Linked DNA regions of Homo sapiens: all the other regions are linked to region 2. The links are chromatin contacts, found by Hi-C or POLR2A ChIA-PET in ENCODE. All regions are on one chromosome and are shown on one strand. The core of a region is the stretch at or near the end of the contact, and the rest is flanking DNA. Distances in the headings are between cores, read along the strand shown.

What was found. Hi-C counts contacts between places; a loop is a spot of excess contacts on that map. ChIA-PET counts read pairs that join two places held with the same protein, here RNA polymerase II (POLR2A). Pooled maps may share reads with other maps.
Region 1: a loop to region 2 is called in a map with no recorded cell type, with 4 times the contacts of the local background. The contact joins the promoter of RGS13 here to the enhancer-like site in region 2. A Hi-C loop is called at or near these places in 7 of 37 single-sample maps with no recorded cell type and 7 of 50 pooled maps. POLR2A ChIA-PET finds 5 or more read pairs at or near these places in 1 of 52 experiments (OCI-LY7).
Region 3: a map of B cell shows a loop between it and region 2 (7-fold over the local background). The contact joins the promoter of RGS2 here to the enhancer-like site in region 2. A Hi-C loop is called at or near these places in 1 of 168 maps with a recorded cell type or tissue (B cell), 15 of 37 single-sample maps with no recorded cell type and 14 of 50 pooled maps.
Region 4: a map of naive thymus-derived CD4-positive, alpha-beta T cell shows a loop between it and region 2 (3-fold over the local background). The contact joins the promoter of RGS1 here to the enhancer-like site in region 2. A Hi-C loop is called at or near these places in 1 of 168 maps with a recorded cell type or tissue (naive thymus-derived CD4-positive, alpha-beta T cell), 1 of 37 single-sample maps with no recorded cell type and 8 of 50 pooled maps. POLR2A ChIA-PET finds 5 or more read pairs at or near these places in 1 of 52 experiments (Panc1).
Region 5: a pooled map shows a loop between it and region 2 (15-fold over the local background). The contact joins two enhancer-like sites. A Hi-C loop is called at or near these places in 4 of 37 single-sample maps with no recorded cell type and 3 of 50 pooled maps.

The regions. Positions count from the first base shown.
Region 1 is chr1:192,634,697-192,637,396 of GRCh38, reverse strand. It overlaps RGS13 (regulator of G protein signaling 13), which reads right to left and starts at 1,250. Exons shown (of 7, transcript NM_002927.5): 1 at 1,080-1,250.
Region 2 is chr1:193,537,434-193,540,133 of GRCh38, reverse strand. The region is part of intron 3 of LOC124904475 (a long non-coding RNA gene); the gene reads right to left. Among named protein-coding and RNA genes, the nearest start is that of LINC01031, 230 kb to the right of the region's middle. RefSeq lists an enhancer at 70-279. Within about 2 kb of position 1,378, at least 9 of the 41 ENCODE cell types and tissues checked have a DNase peak (open chromatin) inside an H3K27ac peak, as active enhancers do; they include B cell and OCI-LY7, where a contact is called at or near this core.
Region 3 is chr1:192,807,633-192,810,332 of GRCh38, reverse strand. It overlaps RGS2 (regulator of G protein signaling 2), which reads right to left and starts at 1,294. Exons shown (of 5, transcript NM_002923.4): 1 at 1,152-1,294; 2 at 66-167. The coding sequence starts at 1,261. RefSeq lists silencers at 41-100, 1,608-1,817 and an enhancer at 1,058-1,277.
Region 4 is chr1:192,574,465-192,577,164 of GRCh38, reverse strand. It overlaps RGS1 (regulator of G protein signaling 1), which reads right to left and starts at 1,392. Exons shown (of 5, transcript NM_002922.4): 1 at 1,236-1,392; 2 at 800-880; 3 at 330-391. The coding sequence starts at 1,372. All of the region lies in intron 3 of LOC105371664 (a long non-coding RNA gene), which reads left to right. RefSeq lists an enhancer at 1,468-1,547.
Region 5 is chr1:192,700,988-192,703,687 of GRCh38, reverse strand. No RefSeq gene overlaps it. Among named protein-coding and RNA genes, the nearest start is that of MIR4426, 14 kb to the left of the region's middle. RefSeq lists a cis regulatory region at 2,518-2,531 and an enhancer at 2,453-2,597. Within about 2 kb of position 1,252, at least 4 of the 41 ENCODE cell types and tissues checked have a DNase peak (open chromatin) inside an H3K27ac peak, as active enhancers do.

The sequences.
Region 1 (2,700 bases), core at 1-2,500, 900 kb after region 2:
TCATGGCTTATTATAAAAATTTCTTTACTGTTTTAATTTGTAATTTTCCATTACTTTTTATTTAAATAATCTATATTTATCTTAATATTGTGTATTAATTTGCTTTCCTTTTTTGTTTTTCAATACCCTCTTGGTAAAACTAGTGTGTACTTTTACAATCGAAACATAGAGTGTTTAGAACAAGTTTAGGTCTCCACGATGATTTTGCCTCCACTGTTTTCTCCTGATAATTATTTGAAAGAAATACATTTCACCGATAGAATCTAATTCTCAGAGTGATTATAAATGCATTGGTAATGGATTGAGTTGTATTAGTAGTATGCCAGAATTAGATTTGTTTCCTCCATTATTTAAATGAAATCTTAAAGTATTATGAAAATAAATAAATTTTCTTAAAGCAATTCTGTCTGTTTACATATATCTGCATTTAAATATGTTTCTTTATTTTATGATATAGCATGTTACATAAAATTTAGTAAAATTTGGAGCAATTTATATTTTAGTGAGCTTTTGTTGACCACAGCACACAAATTTCTTGTCCTTTAAAAAATTCAAGAAATTTGTGCATAGTTGTGCTTAAGCATAACATAAAAGAATAAAAAAATTCTACAAAATCAAGATTAACAATGTTTCAGATAAACCTTATAATAATCCACACCTGGCTTCAGTACAGTTAACAAAGGATGGAACTAATAATTTGGTAATGCATGATTTTTGAAACAAATAATTCAGCTATGTCTGATTTTATAATATGTTTTTATCTAAACATATAAAATGAAAAACATTTAAAATGAAAATATACACAAAAACATAAAATGAAATAATATACTTTAAAACTGTAGCATTTCCTCTGTTGCCCAACTTAGAAGATTTATTTATATAAGGAGTGACTCTAAGTTTTGTTTTAAATATAGAAAGCCAGGCAAAAGAATATGTGTTTGTTAGTTTGTCTTTTTTTCTTAGAAAAACCTCTGTTAACACTCCCAGAAGTTCTACCATTGAAATCAGCATCTGCTAGTGATTTATAGCAAGCCAATAGTCTTGTATTTATCAACTATTTTATAGAATCTCATACTTACAAATATATCCTGTCGAGCAGTCCACCATGCTAAATTTGATCTCCTCTTTGTTATGATCCGTTTGAAATCAGGTTCTGAAATTTTGTGAGACACCCAGCATTTTATTTTTCCCAGAGTAAAAGGATTTTACTGTCTCTATAATTACCTTCGATGGCACTCTGGCCTCAGTATGAATGTTCTGTTTTTACACACACGTATCTATGCAAAGAGAGGTTTTGTTGAATATGGAAAGTAGTGCTGTAGGACTCCAGTGCATTACTGATAAAGAGGTTTTATCTAACATTATCAGACCATCTGAAGTGATCAGATGATTGGAAGCAGCAGCTTCATGAAATCTTCAAAGTAATACTCAAATCTTTTTCTCCAAAATAATTTTTCTAGTTTTAGAAAATGTATAGTCTAAAGTAAAATTCCCTTTTAAAAAAGACAGAGAACTGAGTACAAACACATAGGACATCACTGCAAACACATGTTAGCAAATGGTTGAGAACTATTAAAATCAATCTGTTTGTAATAGATTACTAGGGACTTTTAACAACTGAAGGATCTAAAAAAGTATCTTTTCTAGTTATACCTCTCTAGTTCCTTCAACTGGTCCTCTACAGCAGTTCTGGACTCCGTTGTTCTACAGTTTGTTAACATGCCTTCAAAATCTGAATTGAACACAGTGCTTAAGATAAGGTCTAATGAATACAGAATATGGTAAGATTGTGAATGCCCTTGTCCTGGATTTACTCCAATTGTGTGTGTGTGTGGGGAGGGGTGGGGGAGTTGGGGGGTTTGGGGGGAGAGAGAGAGAGAGAAACAGAGAGGTAGGAGTAAAGAAATGCTAGAATAAAACAGCAGTAAAGAAGATCAAAATGTGGTTGATGGAGTGTTTCTTAAAATATTTAGGGGCCCAATGAGATAGAAGATTAACCTTACTTGTCTTTTATAATTTTGAGATTCAAACCCAAGAAAATTGAATTTCTCAAACCTGAGAGATAAGTTTGGGACTAGAAAAGGAAAGGAAACTTTGGAAAGTCAGAAGCTGCGTAGATGTAGCAATAATGTAGGAAGTGAAGGGCAGGTTAGCCTCAGCTTGGGAGGATCTGGGTTGTTTGTGGATAGCACTCATTTTCTCTGGGTGCTAGGTGTGCGATTTCCTCCCCACTCAGGACATTTTGGATGCTGGATCTCTTCAGGAAATCTTCAGTGTCATAGTCAAGACTTTTCCTCACCCCAAATAATTCATTTTTTTGGGATTTGGAATGTTTGCTCTTTCTCATGGTGTGGATGCAAGGAGCTGGCAGGAAGATTCTGGAAGTAACACCCTGTGCGAGTGTCAGTTTCAAAGCTTGTTTAATGGAGTCAAACATGAGAATCTCCCTACAGAGTAAAACTTAAGTATCGACAGGGACTGAAAAACAAATAAATCATAGAGTGAAGAGTAACAGCACGAGTAGGTGGAAATTCCTGGAGGAATTCAAGAGCAATGTGTAGATATTTGTGGCAGATTTCTAAACATGGTTTTGTTTCTCTGAAAAAGTGTAGTTCAAGTTCAGTTTATGAAATCATAGCAATATAATGCTTTGTACGGCACATAGGTGGATCAGACTAATTCAGAGCTGTCAGGTTAGGG
Region 2 (2,700 bases), core at 129-2,628:
TGGAACAGAAGCTCTAACAGACGAAATATTGATGGGGAGCTGACAAAAGACACCCATCCAAAGACTTAGGTATCCCAGAACATCTTAAGCCAGGTTAATAGAAAGAAATCCACACCTAGACTCATAGTAAACCAAAAACAATTTTAAAAGATCTTTAAAGCAACTAGAAAAGTAGAACAATGAAACTGAAAGCTGACTCTTCAAAAACTGAAAGCTGGAAACAGCTGAACGAAGTCTTCAAGGTGCTAAACATATATACATAATTCTTAATCTCCGAAAGATTTTCAACAAGGATGCCAGGACCATTCAATGGAGAAAGGACAGTTTCTTCAACAAATGGTGTTGAGAAAACTGAATATCCACAGGCAAAAGAATGTAGTTGGACCCTTACCTTACATCACATTCAAAATTTAACTCAAAGTAGATCAAAGACCTAAAAGATCTGAACTGTAAAGCATACAAGGAAAAATAGGGGAAAATCTTCATGACATTGGATTTGGCAAGGATTTCTTGGATATAACAACAAAAGCATAGGCAACAAAAGTAAAAGCTTCTGTGCAAAGGGCACAATCCACAGAGTGAAAATGCAGCCTACAGAATGGGAGAAAATATTTGCAAATCATGTATCTGATAAGAGGTTAATATCCAGAATATAAAAAAAAATGCCTTTAACAAGAAAACAGCCCAAGCTTTTAAAACAGACAAATCCTTTGAATAAACATTTCTCCAAAGATGATATATAAATGACCACGTATATGCAAAGGGACCCAACATTACTAATCATTAGGAAAACGCAAATCAAAACCCCAATGGATATCACCTCACGCCCATTAGGAATTCTACTATCAGAAAAAAAAAAAAAAATGGAAGTTAAATGTTGGTAAGGACAGGAAAAAATTACCAAGGATGGGAAAAATAGTGTTGGTGGGAATGTAAAATTGTACCGCCACTATAAAAGATAACCCTCAAAAAAAATAAAATAAAATAGAATTGCCGTATGATCCAGGAATTCTACATCTGGGTCTCTATTCAAAAGAAAGCAAGATCTCAAAGACTTACTTGCCCACCTATGTTTGTAGCAGCACTATTCACAATAGCCAAGTGGTGGAAATAACGTAGGTGTTGACCAGCAGATAATGGATAAACATAATGTGGTATATACATACTGATATGGTTTGACTGTGTCCCCACTGAAATCTCTTCTTGAATTCCCCACGTGTTGTGGGAGGGACCCAGTGGGAGGTAACTGAATCATGGGAACAGATCTTTCCTATGCTGTTCTCATGATAATGAATAAGTCTTATGAGATCTGATGGTTTTATAAGGGGGAGTTTCCCCACACAAGCTCGCTCTCTCTCTGCCTGCTGCCATCCACGTAAAATGTAACTTGCTCCTCCTTGCCTTCCACCATGATTGTGAGGCCCCCCGAGCCACGAGGAACTGTAAGTCCATTAAAACTCATTCTCTTGTAAATTAGCCGATCTCAGGTATGTGCTTATCAGCAGTGTGAAAACAGACTAATACACATACAATGGAATATTATTTAGACTTAAGAAGGAAAGAAATTCTGACCACATCCTACAATACAGATAAATCTTGGACACACTATGCTAAGTGAAATAATCCAGTCACAAAAGACAAGTGTAAGAGTCTTCCCTTATCGTCAGGGGATACATTCCAAGATCCCTGTGGATGCCTGAAACCAAGGGTATTAATGATGCCTATATATATGATGTTTCTTCCTGTACATACATACCTACAATAAAGTTTAATTTATAAATTAGGCACAGTAAGAGATTAATAACTAATAATAAAATAGTACAATTATAACAATATGCCAGCATCACTGCTCTTGTACTTTGGGGCCATTATTAAGTAAAATAAGGGTTACTTGAAAACAAACGCTGCAATACCTGGACAGGTGATCTGATCACTGAGATGGCTACTAGGTGCCTACCAGTCAGGTAGCATATGCGGAAGGGCTATGCTGGACAAAGGAATGATTCACATCCTGGGCTGAATGGGACAAGATTTCATCACACTACAAAGAATGTCACCCAATTTAAAACTTACAAATTGTTTATTTCTGGAAATTTTTATTTAATATTTTCAAACCACAGTTGACAGCAGGTAACAAACTGCAAAAAGTGGAACCACAAGTAAGGGGAGTCTACTGTACTGTATTATTCCTCTTACATGAGGTATCTAGAGTAGTCAGATTCATGGAACCTATTCACAGAAACAGAAAGTAGAACGGTGGTTGTCAGAGCCTTGGGGGAGGGGGAAAGGGGGAGTTGTTTAATGAATCAAAAGTTTCACTTCTGCAAGATGAAAACATTCTGGAGATCAGTCACACAACAATTTGAATATACTTAAAACTGCTAAAAACGACTGGGAGGTAAAAATGATAACAATTGAACTTAGAAAAAGTTAAGACGACAAACTTCATTTTTTCCATTTTTTTCTACAACAAACATTTTTAATACAATTAAATACAGTCAATCACGTGTTGCTGAGGTGATTTTGTCATTGTGCAAACAACATAGAGTGTACTTCCACAAACCTAGATGGTATAGCCTACTACACACCTAGGCTATATGGTTTAGCCTATTGCTCCTAGGCTACAAACATATACAGCACGTTACTGTATTGAATACTGTAGGCAATTGTAACACGATAAGTATTTGTGTGTCTAAATAT
Region 3 (2,700 bases), core at 45-2,544, 730 kb after region 2:
AGAGTTCCCCTTTTCAGTTCAGCAGCTAACTATTGATATTTGCAAGCACAGGATTCTCAACTTACTTGATGAAAGCTTGCTGTTTGCTTTTTTTGCCGGTTTTGGGCTTCCCAGGAGTAGAGGAATTTTGTAAGAAGTAGCTCAAACGGGTCTTCCAATCTTTTAAACTAAAACAAAAAATTAAAAAGATAATTACTAACTAGCAACACTTGAATATGCTACTGCAGCTGAACGCATTTTTACCAAATAAAGTCACCCAGTAACTAGAGACAAACCGCATAAGGCAAAGCAAGAACTCTTCAAATAAGTCTTATCCACCTAACATTTAAACCTCATGTACTGAGCAGTTTCGTCCATTAATCTGACCGTATCTACTAGTTTTACAACTAAGGGCAGGGCTACCTATAATCACTAGGGTATTTTAAAGAATTGTTAATGAATTTAGTTCAAAAGGCAGACACTATTTCTGGCTCACAAAGGGCATCAGTTTGTTTGCAAGGTTAATTACAATTCCGAGACGTTTTGCACTTTAATGAAAAGGACAGACATGGAACTGTCTGGAGCCGGCCCACGCTTCTCTCTTTAGAGCAGGAGGTTCTGGACCACGCCAGAGACTGTACAAAGAGGTGGGTGACTGATTCCCCTGCGCTCTTCCTTCCCCACCTACGACACTTCTTTTAAGCAGACGCTGCATAACAATTATTTGTTCCACATTCGGACTGGGTGAGATCTGCTCTATAATTAAAAAACAAAAATGGATTTTAAACGAGTATATTCAGAACCAGCAAGAGCATCACCTTCCAGTAGCTGTGTAAGCTGATGAGAACTCATCATGCAACGTATGAATGCTGGGGACGCGCTTCAGCCGCAGGATTCTGATGTCATTTTGAATGCAGGAGGACAAAAAGCCAACCCGCAATTTCTTAGCGCATCAACCACCGCCCTCATATCAACTGTCTCCCTCGGTTCTTAAACTGTACCCGAGCATCACCCAGATTTAACCTTACTTAACAAATTGACCTTTTCGATTTTTTTTCCCTGCATAGGCTCAGGCTAGTTTCCTAACGTCAAAGGCGAGCCCGAAAGTACCGCGTTTGCAGCTTGCAGTGTGGGGCAGGGGGTGGCGGGAGAGGGAAGAAAGCCATACTCACAGGGTCCGTTTCATCTTTTCTCGCTTCTCCTCGCTCTTGTGGCCACTGCCTGCGCTCTTGTCCATGGGTCTGCAGTCGTGTTGAACAGCCAAGAACATAGCACTTTGCATTATCGTTCTCCCGCTGGAGCCCCGGCTGTTTGCGGCTGGGCGTGCGTCGCAGCATTTATGAGGCCTCGGCTTGGGGGCGGGGCCTCGCGGCTCCGGCCCCGCCTCAAGAGGACGCGGATTGGTCGGCTGCAGACTGGCACGGGGATGGGTCAGCGCCCGCCGGCGGCAGTCACGGCTGCTGCCGAAGGGTCTCGAAGCCGGGGCGCTGCTGACGTCTGCGGCCCCGGCTTCTTGCGCACTCGGGCCACATAGCAGCGGCCAGCTGGGGCAGGTGTGGGAGCAGATGGAGAGTCTTCAGTGTGGGCCGCTGCGCACGACCTTTTGCTGAAGCGTGGCGGCCGGGCGGGCTCGAGGGCTTTGCGACGGAGGGAGGGAGCCGAAGTTGGCGGCGGCCCGGCGGGGGCGCCGGCGCTCCCTCACCCACCCTGACGGGCTCCCCAGCCCGAGGCCAGAGCGGCGATTCCCTGGCAGGAGGAGGTCGCCCGCCACGAGGCCGGAGTGCAGTGGCCTGATTTCGAATGAAGAGTGGGATTTTTCTTCCTTTTTTGAGCGCGTTCCCTGACCCCGCGCCTCATTTCTTGTTTGCTGTCCTGCTGTAGGACTCATTCGACACCCCCTGGTCTGTGAACTGAGGCAATGGGGAGACCCTCGCCCGTTTCTCTCTGCCACTTAACTTAAGGAAGGAGTAACCTGAAACGTTGATTGCCCAGGGGCAGGGTGGGATCTGCTCTGCAGCTTGCTGGGGCGTCTTGGAACACTTTGAGAATGAACATTAGGGATTGAACAAGAGAAAGTGACTTTATCAGAAGACAGTGCTTTAATTGGGTTTGCATTTTTGATCACTACTAGGCACGTGGCTGGGTCTGTCTATAGGGTCATTCCTCAGGAGTCCTTGGTCACATCTCCTGCCAAAATAGAAATCACAGATTTCCTTATGGTGGGAGAGAAAGCTGCAGACATAGAGATTTCATAGCTGTAATGCACCAGAATCAGTGAGTTCAAGGAGTCAGGATTTCCTCATGAGTCATTCTTGTTGAGTTAGGATTTACCAGAACATTTAATAACTGGCAAAAAGTAGGGGGGAGAATGAGTTAACAGTTTCCTTGATTAAGTTTTATTTGTTAATTCTTCAAGTATCATCTCTACTCCTGAAGGTTTTAAAACGACTTGATTGGTAAAGACAAATAGATTACCTCAACCACAAAATGAGTTGATTTCGGATAATATTACCAGAACTAGCCAGTGAAATGTTTAAGCGGCTTTGCAACCAAGCTGCAGATATTCTCTCTACTTTGTATTCGACTTCTTAAAAGGAAATTGGAAATAATTAATATATTCTTACGGTGAGCTGCCAGTAGTTGGAGCTCCAAGTTTGACTTGGAGGGCAAAACCTGCAGTTATTATTTAAGACAACAGTTGTGGACTTTATTGTGGAAAGG
Region 4 (2,700 bases), core at 143-2,642, 960 kb after region 2:
TTCAAAATGGCAATGTACATATTAAAATATTTGGCTTACTTTTAAAATTTTTACATATCAGAATCCCAGCACAATGTTTAATTTTATCTCCATAATGATCTATGAAAATACCTAATTGTCTTGGCAAATTTGTCTAAAAGGAGTTGGCAGAATTGAGTGCTAAGTCAGCATTATTAAGAGGCATACTATGCTGAAGTTATCAGTAACTACAGACAAACTAGAATACAACCTTTTGCATACTATCCTACCCAGAATACTATATTTAGTGAAGCCATTCAATTTTTTAGAGTATTTAGCTGAACCCAGAAACATTCAATAGTTATACTTACTTTGGTTGGCAAGAAGTTTTTCCAGAGATTGAGACCATTGCATTACTTCAGCAGCAGAAAGTCTGCAGGGGACAAAATGTACATACATTAGTCAATTTTTAAAATGTAAGCACAAATGAAATAAGAATGGCTGTTACACTTTGATAACTTCACAAACTGAAACTGTAGTTCTAATAAATATGTTAAAATTTATTCACAAAATGCAAAACTTCCCTTAGAGTTACTATAGTTATGAAAAAAAAAACCTGCCAATAAAATTTGAAAAAATCCAAATAGATAAAGTCCAATATGTGTGTGTACACATTTGTATTCAATTTACATTGGTACTGATAGTCTAATTTTATTTGGCATGTTACTTAAAAGAAATGAAGTCTACTGTGCGCAGTATTTATCCCTTGCTGGGATATAGAGATAATGCATAGGCTTCTCTTGTAAATGATAATGATAGTTTAGTGTATTAGTGTACTTACACATCCTTGGACTTGGAAGATTTCATTCCAGATTCCAGATGTGGGATCATAGATCTCAGGTATGCTTTCATATCCATTCCACTACAAAAGACATAAAAGTGAATATTCATATTTCTTCAGAATTCATTTTATTTGTAAAAAGACATAGAATAAATTTCTCTAAGGAATAAGGCAATACTAAAAATGGTTGATACAACATTTTGCTATAGAACCCATTTTTATGAGCCTGTGTAGAGAAAAACTCCTACCCAATTTAATGCCATATCAAGATTTATTTTTTAATGCAGCTGAATATTACTTATTACTCACAACAGGCAATTAACTCCTCTGATCTGGCTAAACTAAATGCTCACACTCTCTTCCATTCATTCTCAATCCTTCTGCCATTAAAGATAACTTGTTAAAATTCACAAAGTGAGACTCTGAACAAACTTACAAAGTCTTTGGCCTCCTTTTTTGCATTTTGTCGTCTAGAAGTGAATGAGTGGTTCCTTTCAATTCCTTTGGGTTAGCAGAGAAGAACATTCCTGGCATTTTGTCTAACTTTGGAGTGGAGATGGCTGCTGCGCGCATGGTGCTCTTAGCAAATATGCGCTAGTCAACGTCTCTGCTGCTTTATATAGTAGAATGCAGACAGGCACTTGCTGTTTAAAGGAGTCTGTTTATCAAGTGATGTTACCACAGACACTGGAAGTTCCCCTTTTCTTGGTGTGCTGTGACGTGTATCTTGAAAAAAAAAAAGCATACAGTGGTGTCTTGTGGTTGAAACTTAACCAAACGAGAACAGGTCACTTGATTAGAAAGAAAGAAAATTAAACATACAGAGGTACACACACATATGTCACATGTCTAAAGCATTAACAGCATCAGTCTTTGGTTCTGGAGGATGTTTGTTTATTTTAAAAAAGTTGCATGTTTCAATAAACTGTTTCATTTGGCGTATTAATTTATCATATAGAAACTCACATAGAAATTCATCACATAGAGTTGTATCTTACTCCATGCTTTGGATAGTCCTTGACTATAAAATTCATCTGATCAAAATATTTTAAGAGTTCTCTTCTTTTCTGCAGGAAGCAGGGCAAAGTAAACAAATAATTTTTGTTTAATTATTTTGCACATATCTGATAGGAGGGAAAGTTATAAGAGGCTATCTTCACATTTTCCCACTCCAATTCTCATCCCTTATTTCCATGGCAGGAAATTTCCATGTTAATATTTTCCAAGGTGTGTGCTAGACATCGACTGGCAATACATAGGATGATTTTAAGGGGTGCATGGTTTTTAATATTATTTTCATATTTATTAAGAATATAACTAGTATATCAAACTTTGATTTTTGCATATTTTGCATATTAGGAAAAAATAAAGTTTAATTAAAACCAATCATAAATAAATAAATGTTTAATTGTATACAAATATGACATAATTTGTAAACATACTGATACCAAGGTCACAGTATCAGAGGAAAAACTGCTCAAGGTAAAATAAAAGTCTATTTGGATAGACCAATAATGTGTACTTCTTAGGTAATGATCTTTCACATTTTGGCAGTATCTCTGGAGAGATAACAGTTTTAGCTTTAATTGAGATTAAAGTTTAAAACACAAACAAAACTCAAGGAACTAGATGACTAATCATTTATAAGGATAGAGAAGTTAGTAAAATATAAGCTTTCAAAAGTTTATATAACAAGTGTGGCTTATTTATAGAGTACCCAGTTTAACTTAAGCCTCCTTGGATTTTACCCCTGGAAGGACAATACTTTCCTTTAAAAGGACAAAAAAGCATTTACTTAGTGAAGCTTCTGATGGTATTAGGTAAAGCTGATAAAAGGGAGGGGAGTATTAATTTTTCTGTTCTGGTTCTATCGTCAGGATAAAGAATATTTGAAGAAAACA
Region 5 (2,700 bases), core at 3-2,502, 840 kb after region 2:
TCTAAGATTACTAAGAACAAATCTTCCATCTGCGAAATAGTGACGAAAGTGAAAGAAATTCATGCTAGTTGTGCTATCGCACCTAAAACTACAAAAGTTTGCAGTGCATGCAGCCATAGTGCATGATAAGTGCTTAGTTAAGATGGAACAGGCAGTAAATTTGTGGGTAGAAAATATGAACAGAAATGTGTTTTGATTGATTGACAGCAATTGGATTTGGTACTATGTTTTCAGACATCTACTGGGGGTCTTGGAATGTATCACTTACTGTATTACTCAGCAATTGTAAACTTTCAAATATGAGGGTAACATGTTTATCATTGAGACAGAAATCTATAAAGAGTGGAATGAAATCTATTATTTAATAGAATTAATTATAATCAAACAGGCAAAACTTATTACTATTAGACTGGCATATGAAGAAATATGGGGATAATCTTGTCTTATAGAACCACAAAATAATCATAAAATACAACAGCTGTGTTCCCTAAAGTGCAATTTGATTTGTGTCTTTATTGATTTATCTCCATTCTTAAGCAATGCTTTATGCTCCTTTTTGATGGGGCTTTTTGATGGGGCTTGCCTTAGAAAGTGCAAAGGATCTAGTCTGGGACCTGAGTTTAATTCCTGTGAAACACTTCAATTCTTTTTTTAAGACAGGGTCTCACTCTGTTGCCCAGGCTGGAGTGTGGTGGTATGATCTTGGCTCACTGCAACCTCTGCCACCCGGGTTCAAGCGATTCTCCTGCCTCAGCCTCCCAAATAGCTGGGATTACAGGTGCCTGCCACCTTACCCAGCTAATTTTTGTATTTTTTAGTAGAGACTAGGTTTCACCATGTTGGCTGGGCTTGTCTTGAACTCTTGACCTCAAGTGACCATGTTGGCTGGGCTGGTCTTGAACTCTTGACCTCAAGTGATCCGCCTGCCTCAGCCTCCCAAAGTGCTCGAATTACAGCAATAAACTACCATGCCTGAACCACTTCAATTCTTTTAATTATTGTTTACTCCTTTATAAAATAGATATAACAATAATACTCTCCTCAAGGAAGGCTATAAAGATGACATATATTCATGCATGAGAAAGACAATGTAAAGTTATAGGAGAACATTAAGTATTAAATTTATGCTATATGACACTTGAATTTAGTGCTTTGAAACCAAAGACGAGCATTCTTTCTTTTTTATTAGAATACACTGAATTTCTGCTTTTTATCTTGTTTTGCCTATTACCCTATGATTATCTCTTTTAGCTAGTGAGTCAGTTTTACTGATCTTTATCAAGTTATGTAAATAGAAGTGGTTTGGAACTTGGAAAAGGTTGTGAAAGATACCGTGATTACAAAAGTGCATTACAAAGTAACACACAGGAAGTATAGAATTTGAAAATGTAACAATTAACTAGCTTGTGTTGGAAAGTTGCTAGGCCTCCAATAATTTATACAGATATGATTTAATCTCCCAAATAAGATGGGATTCCTCAATCTATATTTAGCATTTCTCTTCTTCCTGGCAGGGATTTTAGAAGATTGTCACTCTACTCACCCTATTTTTAGAAATAATATTAATACTGTATGTTCTAAAATGCCTTCCAGCACAGGAATCTCTCCAGGTAGAGGAAATATTTAACTGTAAATAGTAGATGTATTCATCCCTAGCCAAGTATGTTCATTTTGGCTAAAGCATGCCCACATGTCTATTAAATGTTGTATTATGATAAATCCCTTATATGTGACTTCTAACATACTCCTTTATAAATATTTAGAAAAGAAAAATTGACCCAATATCCACTGGGTAAATTTGTACTACAAACCCAATAATTATTGCATGATGATTCCTCTAGGCATATAGACTGTCAGACTAAATTTTCCTTGCTTTGAAAATTAGCTAGTATAGTTGGTTTTAGAAGGTGTTGAGAAAATTGAGTTTGTGAATTGGAGCTCAGGTAGGCCAGCTAGCTTCATAATATTTTAGGATTATATTTTTACAAGTGCCTGTCATTGCTTTCAGCAGGAACCAGGTGAGATATAGAGACAGATTAGCAAAATCCTTCTTCCCCCTTTTTCTTGAGAAACTCAATATAGCATATTGAAAAGAGGTCACAGAAACTATCCTTGTACAATGAGATATTTTTCAGTATGCAAATTATAACATTTTCCATTAGAAGTTCAAATCACCACTTAAAGCATTTTTAGGGCTCTTTAATATCCTTCAATTTAGGACAAGTTGGACTTAAGGTGAAATTAAGTTCTATGTAACTCAGTTAATTTATTTTATACAGCTAAAATTATTTTATATTATGCTCTTAAGGTGATGTTAGCTATGTAAGTTGTAGTACTTAATTAAATATATAAATTGTATAAAATATATACATTGATAAAACTGATAAATTAATAAAAATATAACTTCTATTTAGATAGAACTAAGAATTAACTAAGAACCTCCCCTGAGCACTATAATTGGAAAACATGTAATGCTGTGGTATAGGAAATGCTTGCCCAATGAATCATCCATTTTCAAGTTAATCATTAATTTGGAAATTATGCTTTTCTCCATAGAAAACAGCATTAGCCTTATTTCCTCCAGAAAAAACTGAATAAAACACTTTTTTTGTGGCACAGAGAATAGTTGCCTTACCCAGAGCTCAGAAAACCACATAAACAGAGGAAGAATGTAATCTTGGTTAGCATGTAAAGCATGCA